2 separate regions of the Mus musculus genome follow, and region 1 is linked to region 2. The links are chromatin contacts, found by Hi-C or POLR2A ChIA-PET in ENCODE. All regions are on one chromosome and are shown on one strand. The core of a region is the stretch at or near the end of the contact, and the rest is flanking DNA. Distances in the headings are between cores, read along the strand shown. Region 1 has its middle 3.4 kb from the start of Gm26296. Region 2 overlaps Deptor (DEP domain containing MTOR-interacting protein).

Region 1 (4,725 bases), core at 1,033-3,532, 42 kb before region 2:
TGTCTCCCTCCCCAAAGATTTCCCATAGCTTACAGGACGACAGTGAAGCCCAGACTATTCTGGGTGGGCGGGGCTATGCATCCACTGTTACTGCTTAGATGTGCATGACAATGGCCAGCTGTCTAAACTCTAATCTCTTCTCATTCAGGATCCCAAAGAGTTGGGAGGGCGCTGAGTCTCTTTGTCTTTCTCCTGCAGTTGCCTAATTGAGGAAGGAGAAGGTAGCTGAACTGTCTGGTACTTCAAGGTTTCCTTGTTTGTTTGTTTGTTTGTTTGTTTCCCACCAGCTTGGTTTCAGACCCAGGACTTGGAACTAAGGAGTATATTTACATATCAAAGCAGACCTGGCCTCCAGGTTCACCCAGCCTCCCTTGGTCTTTAAGAGGCATCCCCTGCACACCAATCTTGAACTTTCCAGCCCAGGGGCAGGGCTGACTTTTCCCTAGCGGCTCTTCCCTATAAAATTCAGACTCCAGAGGGTGGGGAGGAGGAGCCAGGGATCAGAAACAGCAGCATTGTGGGTAGGTAGCGACCCACCCCTATAATCCCAGCTGTCAGGAGGCTGAGGCAGGAGGGATGAGTTTATAGACAGTGTAGGGTCAGTAAGACCCTGTCTCTAAAACATAAATTTAAAAATTTAAAACGTGTTTTGCTCTCCAGGAACAAGTCTTATTCTAGATTTTTCTTCCCCATTAAGTGCATACCATGACCTTGTGCTCTTGGCCCTTGCCCATAAACTGGGAATTTTATGAGTACTTATAATGGAATTGTTGTAAACCTTCCATAGAAAACATTTAGCAAAGCATATATTTAGACTGCAATAAATACTCTATGTTATTTCATGTGCAAGTGTGGGGCTTGAGGCCCTGTGCAAGCTGAACAAGTTTCCTAGCACTGAACTATACCCACTGCCCCAGCATTTACCTACTACTGCTCGGTTCTTCTTTTTTCTTTTCTTTTTCTTGTTTTTGTTTTGTGTTGTTTTGGTTTTGGTTTTAAGATGTATTTATTTTATATATGTGAGTAAGCTGTTGCAGTCTTCAGGTACACCAGAAGAGGGCGTCAGATCCCATTACCGATGGTTGTGAGCCACCATGTGGTTGCTGGGATTTGGACTCAGGACCTCTGGAAGAGCAGTCATTCTTTTCTTTTTATTGGCAGCGGCTGGCTATGTGTCCCAGGCTGCTCTCAAATTCCTGAGCCTCCTCCCTCAGCTTCCTGAGTGTTAGGTGGGTGTCACTAGGTTTGGTTTCTATTGGCTGATAGGTTATTTCTCCACTGGTGAAATGAGCCCATTCAAGCCAGATTAGATTATATACAGGCAGGTTTATTGAAAAGCTGCTCTAGGGTCCAAAGCCATCATGGGGAGAGAGAAGTGGGGAGCGGGGAGAGAAAGAAAGGGCATGCACTGGCTGCAGAGAGAGGAGAGGGAGGGAGAGGAAGAAAGGGAGGGAGGGAGGGAGAGAGAGATCTCTGTGGGAAGAGCAGCCCAGCACCTGGGATGGAACGTTCAGGGTTGGGGGGTAGGATAGACGAAGTAGGGACTGAGGGATGCTGGGAGAACCTGGAGACGAGCTATGCTTTGATATGTAAAATATGTCCTCAGTTCCTTATCCCGGGGTGGGGGCAGGGAGTCAGAAACCACACCTTGGCTATTTCTAAGAATGTTTCTCTGACCTCAAAATGACTACCTGAACCAGCAAATATATAAGGTGTCCAGTGAAAAATCTTAAAATGTTCTGTTAAGTTTGCTGCTTCCTCCTCTTGTGGACCCAGCCAGGAGAGTGTGCCTGACAAGAAACAGGCAAAGAAGCCTCTAAGTGAATAAATAGGAAAGGGACTGGACTATTCGGTACTTGTGATACACTTGTGATATGAAGAAACCAAACAAATGTTAATGAAGTAAGATGGGCCCCTGCGTTCTAGAACCTTCTACCATGTCGGGCATGTAAAGTGCTAGTTTTCACAGTGGATGCAGCTCATAGTGGTGGTGAGAAAAATCTGCAAACACAAGCGTTCCTTGTGTCCCTCAACTCACTGACAGGCCTCCGCAGCCTCCCATGTTCCTCAGAGCTAGCTGTGTTTGTTTATGTCGGTCTCTGCTGTTACATATCGGATCTGGGACTTTTCCTGCTTAATATTTAACTTGCCCCGGGGTTCCTGTGCCACACAGCTCATGGACTAGCAGGGTTGAGTTTAAGGACTCCGTGTTTGCTGTCTTAGCCTGCACTGCCGCAGAAACACAGATTTTTTTTTTCTTTTTTCTATTTTTAATCAGGTCTTGTTCTGTGTCAGCCACCCGTACCTAAACAAGGTCGATATAAAAGTTACAGCAAATTAGACAAAGCCCAGGCTATCCGATGCTCCGCCCAGTCAGACTGGACCGCCAGGTGCCACTCTCCACCTTCATTAAGCCCTTGTTAGGAATCTTTGTGGACCCAAGCATAGCAGACTTCCAGAAATGGGCTTAATATTTAACCCCAAGGGAGCAAAGAACAATAAACATGAAATAAAGTCTCACGAAGCTACAAAAGAGTCACGCAGGGAAAAACTGTCAAGTCCTGGGAGGAAGGAGAGGAGACCTTGTAAGGTCTTGACCTAACGCGTCCTTATTCTGCTGGGTGTTTTGATAGATGTTCCCAGCAAGCAGCAGCCGGCGCTTTTACTATCTGACCACAGAAAGCCTGTGTGAACAGAAGCGCTGGGAGGTGGTGTGCCTTACGTCATCCCAGCACGAATCTCCAACACCTCTAGACTAGTCCGCCCCCGACGAATGATGTCTCAACTAAGATGTGCTCAGGACAAGCCGCTTCTCTGTAATCAAAACTGAATCTCCAACATATCCGGAGAGTGTAGCTGTGGGATATACCATACTGCAGCTGTACACATGTCAATCACTTTATTGCTTCCCTAACAGGCTGTAAAAACTCTTTGGAATCTGATAGGGCAGGACCTAGATACTGCTATCTAGCCTTGTGTGGCAATGATTTTACGTGGAATGTTTAAGCACGCACTTAGTGTGTGCATATGCTGTTTATGTGTGGGTGCACATATGTCACAATGCAGGTGTATATAGAGGTCAGAGGACAACTTGTGGTCCCCTGGTTTTCTCCTGCTACTAAGTGGGTTTTTATAGGGGCTTAAATTCATTCACCAAGGTCAGTAGTAATAAATTATTTCTCTACACTGGACAAGTAAGTCGATTCAAAACATTAAAATATGTATAAATGTAAGTTTATTGGGAAGGGGCTCCCTGGTGGTTGAGTTCATGGCCCCAAGGGAAAAGGCGGGATAGTCATCATGGGAACGGACACAGAGGGGAGGGGAAAAAGAAAGAGAGAAAGCATGTGTATAGAGAGAAGGAAAGGGGGAAGACAGAAGAGGAGGGGGTCGGAGGCCAAAAGGTCTGATTATATAGGGAAGAGCCTCAGGGGGAAGGGCAGCCCAGCCCCTGGGCTGGAAAGTTCAGGGTTGGGGGAGGGATATGCAGGGTTGGGACTGAGGAATGTTGGGAGAGCCTGAAGGCGAGGTCTGCTTTGATATGTAAAAATATTATGCATCTCAGTCCCTTGTCCCTGGGTCTGAAGACAAACAGTTAGTAAGGCTCTTTACCTGCTGAGCTATCTCACCAGCCCTACATTTTAAGTTTTGATGGTTATACTTGGTTAGTTATTTCTACATAATTTAAACATTTAGCTGATTAAGATTTTAATTTAGGCAGATGTGGTGGTGGCCTGGCTCTAATCCCACAGTATGTGGCCCGCTGAAGAAGCTGGAGGGTCAGGAGTTCAAAGTCATCTTCAGCCTCCTATCAGTTTTTAGGCTAGCCTGGGCCACATTAAGAACCTGTGTATATAAGAAACAAAACAAACCAGCACAAACAACCAGGGGCTGAAGAGATGACTCAGCTCTTTAGAGTACTGGCTGCTCTTAGAGAGGACCCAGGTTCATTTCCCAGCATCCACAGGGTGGCTCTGAACTCCACCTGGTGGGTCTGTAACTCCAGTTCCAGGGAGATGCAATGCCTTCTTTGATCTCTCTGGGCATCAGTCAAGCATGTGATGCAGACAGAACATTTATACACATAAAATAAACATTTAAGATCTGAAATAAGAGAAAACAATTATAAAAATTTTATAGCTATTTTATTTGCTTTCTTATATTCTACCCCCTCCCTTCCAACCCTTATTCCCTCTATACCCCAATACCAGGTAGGATAGAAAGGTTAGTCTAGAAATGAGGTGTAGGTCTCTTTAAACTACTTCCTACTGGATAGGAACATTGAGTTCCTTGGAGGAAAGTCCAATCTTTGTCTAGTTAGGAAATGTCCAATTTCTTCTTATCTTTTTTTTTCTCTAGACCATCAACAACAGCAGGAGCAGGAACCATCAGGAGAAACAGTCACACACACACACACACACACACACACACACACACACACACACACCCCTCCTTCAAAGTTCCCTCTCAGGGCTGTGGCCTTTATACTCTTTCCATATTCCTCCTAGGAATTATACTATCAGCAGCCGGCAGAATCATACCCCAGCCAGAGCAGGCATGAGACAATTAGTCTGCTGCTGTGGACAATCAGAAGCAGCCCCATATTCCACTCCTGGGGTTAAGACAAAAGCATGTTCATATAAGATAATAAAATTCTCACTTCAGAGCCGGGCGTGGTGGCGCATGCCTTTAATCCCAGCACTTGGGAGGCAGAGGCAGGTGGAT
Region 2 (4,916 bases), core at 1,893-4,392:
TCAACTCAAAACCCATTCTTCCCACACCAGCCAGCTGACCCTCTGCCAGACCAATGTTCTCATCACTGTCCTCCGACTGTCCTCAGGAGACCACAGACTGTAACTGTGATGCAAATAAGATTTGATTTCATCTGGTGTGTGCACGCTCGTGCACACACACACACACACACACAAAGGTGGGTAGAATGAAGAGACTGAAGCACAAAAGCAAAATGAAAGACTCAATATATGTCTTCAATGCGCAAACTTGCTGTGTCTTAGAATCCAAGGCTTGCAGTCAGTGAACTTCCTGCCAAATTTATGTATCATAACTTGTTACTAAATATGTGCAGGTAATTGCATGCAGTGACATCAGATGTGGTTAAGTATTTGGAAATTGTCGGCGAATTTCTGAGTTCGAGGCCAGCCTGGTCTACAAAGTGAGTTCCAGGACAGCCAGGGCTACACAGAGAAGCCCTGTCTTGAAAAAACAAACAAACAAACAAACAAACAAACAAAGTATTTGGAAATGATTCATCTCTGGCTCATAAACAGACCTGAAACCCTGTGGGTAGGGAGCTTGGCTGGTCCTGAGCACAAGTGGATTCAGGGTCTGCTTCAGGATAGTTAGTATAGGTAGTAGGCATTCCATAATGTGCAAAGGATGTGTGTGTAGTTTTTGCAACTTCTTTAGTTGAGCCCCCATTTTCCAGGACACACAACCACTATATTCACCCTTTAGGGCTTTTTATAAGAAAGCATCCAAGCCAAGATGACTTAAAACAACAAAACATTTGTTTCATAGCTCCAGATGCTAGAAGTGTGAAACTAGACTACAACCATGAAGCCGGGCAGTGGTGGCGCACAGCTTTCATCCTAGCACTTGGGAGGCAGAGGCAGGCGGATTTCTGAGTTCGAGGCCAGCCTGGTCTACAGAGTGAGTGCTAGGACAGACAAACAAACAAACAAACCAAAACACACAAAAAAAGACTACAACCATGATGGTCACCTTTCCTCTCAGGACTACATAGAGAGAACCATTCCTGAATCTTCCAGACAGGTTCTTCCCCTTCCCCGAGGCTGGCCTCGAACTCAGAGATCCGCCTGCCTCTGCCTCCCCAGTGCTGGGATTAAAGGCGTGCATCACCATGCCCGGCTCTTCTAGCCTCTTTCTAGTCTCAGGAAAAAGGAGTTCAGGATTGAAGAAAGCTTCAGATCAGATTTATTTTAAACTTTTTATTAACATGAATCTATCACTTCTCTAAAATGCACCTCATCAGTGTTATGTTCTTGAAGAGTATAGTATTATATGGGGTATTGCCTCTTGGGAACCTGCCAACACATTCACTCTGAGGAGAAGGAAGGAGGGGCAGTATATCTGTTATGGTTGGGAACGGGTCTATGTACGTGACCTCCCCCTCCAGCCCCGAAGAAGATGCCATATATATGTCATCAGCAAAGACAAGTCAGAGAGAAATGAAGTCAGTTGCCTGAAGTTACCAAGTCACAAGGATCCCACTGGCTTTAAAAATCTAATGACAAAAAAAAAAAAAAAAAAAAAGAAAGAAAAAAAGAAAAAAGAAAAAAAAGAATCCCATCACGAGTTGCCACTGGTGGAGGGGTCGACGGAAGAAAAGCATTAGGGATGTGGAGTGACAGACATGTCCTATGATCTACGTGGCACATGTGGTGAAGTAGGACATTTTAAAATTTGTTCTTGACACAAGGTCTCACAAAGTTCAAGCTGGTCTTGAATTCACTGTGTGGCCAAGAATGACTTCGCTTCTGATCTTCCTGCCTCTATTTCCCAAGTGCTGGGATCATAGGCCAGACCCAGATGAGCTGTTTGAATTCTTTATAGATGTTTTAGTTATTGTTGAGTTTTGGGGTTTTTCCCATGTATTGTAATGCTAAATATCCCACCCCCCCAGGCCTATGGCAAATTGTAATCCAGGGTTATTGATGGGGAAGTAGATTCCAATAGCTTAGAGGGTAGATATCTGCCCAGCTCCAGTGCTGATTAAGGCTTATTATAATAATAAAAGTTAGTTGTGTGTCTTCTGTCTAGGAACTGAATGATCAAAGTCAGGGTAGATTCCTCCAATTGAGATTAAATAATTCCAACAACAAGTTAAGTTTTAATTTGTATTTACCTCCTTATTTATGAAACTGTATTGGTGACTTTTACTTTGTTGTAAAAACAATTACCCAATAGAAACAACTTACAAGATTAATTTTGGCGCATAGATTCTGAGAGTTCAGGTCCACGGTCACTTGTGTTGGTCACATGAGCTTAGACACAACATTGTTGCCAAGGGGAATATGGGGCAAAGGTAAACACCTTACTTTCTCTGTGACTCAGAAGCAGAGAAAAGGGACGTGCGTGTTCTAAAGACACAATCTTTGACACAGATGTCTCGAGTTCACAGCCACACATTGATCTGATTTCTGCTCATTCTTTAGACCTTGGCTCAATTCTTCTCTCCTCAGGGAAGCCCTCCTTTCACCCCCTTCCCACCCTGTAAAAAGTGCCAGCACTCTCTTTCCTTTAGTGGTAGGATCTCAGAGACACATAATTATATATGTATGTGACTTACATGTAATCAGTTATATGTACACATAATTATATATCCAATCCTGGATAAGTTGCCTAATGTCTTCTCTGCTCACCTGTCAATCCCATGATGGCCCAGTGTGACAAGCAGGCCAGGGCAGCAATCAGTAGCTACTGATTGAAAAACAAACTATTTGAGAGCTCTTTCAGAGCCCAGGGAGGTTTTTTTTCCTATCTGCTTTGGTGGTCACTCTACGCTGACTGGGTAGGAATCTGGTCTCTCTTGTCCTGAGAGGAAAGTTCCAAGCAACATACATGGGAAAGGAAGACTAATGAGGAGGATTTTGGAAATGTTTTCTCTAGATGAAAGGAAGGTTTCTTGCAGTGCAGAAGGAGGCAATGCCATTCACTTGGTACTGTGACTCAGGTAGTTGTTTTTATATAAACATACAAAGAAACAAACAAGGGGAGGAAGTAAGCCAACATCCATCAACTCAGCACAGCAGGAAACAAGAAAAGGAGCCAGGAGTCTAGAAGTGCCTGTGAGACTTGGCATAGGCCAGCAGGAACACTCAAGTGCTGATTCTCACAGATCTAATTATTCTCGAAAGAAGGGAGGGAGGGAGGGGGAGAGAGAGAGAGAGAGAGAGAGAGAGAGAGGGAGAGAGAGAAGACCTTGGACTTCTCTGGTTCTGTCTTTGTAAGAATGGCACAAGTCTGAGGGAGCCTGAAGGTTGAATGGTTTGCTCTAACAAGGGCTTGATACAAGGGCTTGATTAAACAAACAAAAGGGAGTGTTTTGGAGTGTTCCCTTGGGTGACCCTGTAAGATCTAGTTCTGGTCCAAGTGAGAGGCTGAAGCCAAGAACAAGTTATTTATTTGATCTTCTTCAAACCAATCCAGGTGAGCATGTGACCATTCTCATCCCCCCCCCCCCTCTCTCCCTCTCCTGCTCCCGCTCCCCCTGTGTGTGTGTGTGTCTGTCTGTTTTTCTTTCTCCTTGCTCTTTCCCTTTCTGTCTCTGTCCTTTTGGTTTTTCAAGACAGGGTTTCTCTGTATAGCCCTGGATGTCCTGGACCTCATTCTGTAGACCAGGCTGGCCTGGAACTCATAGAGATCCAAATGCCTCTGCTTCTCTTGTGCCGGGACCAAAGGTGTTCAACACTACCCTCAGCTATAGCACGTGACCATTCTATAAACATGTTTGAAAAGAATATAAATTCCCTTCTGTAGGAGACATGCAAGGTTATGCACCCTTAAGTACTTCACCACACATTTAATGACCTACTGGGACTTACCAATTACTGTGCTCTGCCTCAACAGTTTCTATATCTTGAAATAACATCTTTGTTCTAACTTAGGCAACATAATAAATAGTATCCTGGCTACCCTGGAGTAGATAAGTAAAACTCTGTCTCAAAACAGCAGCAGCAGCAGCAACAACAACCACCAACATCACCAGCAGCATGATAATTTGAATCTAGCCCTGACATTTATATGCTGAGTGACACTGGGAAAGGGATTAACTGGGTCCTTATCTCCTCAGTTATAAAGTAGGGAGGTTTTTTTCCAAACATCCTCATAAGAGGTTGGAAAAATCAAAGAGATCATGGCTATAAAATATCTGAAGCCATGATGCAAATGCTAAGTACCCAAATTCTGATGTAGATAATAAGTACCCGCCCGGGTTCCCTGACCCCTTTTACAAAAAAATACCATTAGATCTGTCAATAATTCTGCTTCAGTGCCAGGGATTATCCTAGATACTTGGACGACAGTTATTTAGACAGAGAATAAACCTTGGTGTAGGCACTGGAGATTAAAAATTTAAAAAAAAACTTTTTTTTCCAGATCCTGGTTATACAGAAAACAAGACAAGAACGATGGGTTGAATATTTGTGTGCTACTCCCCTAGGGTAGGATGGGGTCAGTAGGCAGGGCCTGCAGGAGGGCATCGTGCAGGCATCCTCATGAGTAGGATTAGTAGTTTATATCAGGTGATGGGAGAACTTGCACTTGCTCCAGTAAAAAACAAACAAAACAAAACCAAAACACACACAAGTACACACATACACACAAACAAAAAAACCAACCAACCAACCATCCGTCTGTCCGTCCATCCATCCATCCATCCATCCATCCATCCATCCATCCATCCATCCAACCAAACCCCCAAAATCCAAAGCAATTCAAGCCCAGCAACAGGACAGTGTAAACTAAGAAGCTGTACCACACACAGAATCGACCAGAACCTTGATCTTGGACTTTCAAACAAATGTTTGATGGTTTAAACTTCTGCAGCCTATGGGATTTTTGTCACAGCCTAGGATGACTAAACAGCAGGGCTACACAATAAAGAGCAAGCAGGGAACGACTGGGAGAG

The links. A loop is a pair of places that touch in the nucleus more often than their neighbours do. ChIA-PET counts read pairs that join two places held with the same protein, here RNA polymerase II (POLR2A).
Region 1: a loop to region 2 is called in a map of heart, with 1.9 times the contacts of the local background. The contact joins two enhancer-like sites. A Hi-C loop is called at or near these places in 1 of 37 maps with a recorded cell type or tissue (heart). POLR2A ChIA-PET finds 5 or more read pairs at or near these places in 4 of 5 experiments (Patski and embryonic stem cell).

The regions. Positions count from the first base shown.
Region 1 is chr15:55,263,639-55,268,363 of GRCm38, reverse strand. No RefSeq gene overlaps it. Among named protein-coding and RNA genes, the nearest start is that of Gm26296, 3.4 kb to the right of the region's middle. Within about 2 kb of position 2,282, at least 1 of the 3 ENCODE cell types and tissues checked has a DNase peak (open chromatin) inside an H3K27ac peak, as active enhancers do.
Region 2 is chr15:55,222,432-55,227,347 of GRCm38, reverse strand. All of the region lies in intron 8 of Deptor (DEP domain containing MTOR-interacting protein), which reads right to left. Among named protein-coding and RNA genes, the nearest start is that of Gm26296, 38 kb to the left of the region's middle. Within about 2 kb of position 3,142, at least 1 of the 3 ENCODE cell types and tissues checked has a DNase peak (open chromatin) inside an H3K27ac peak, as active enhancers do.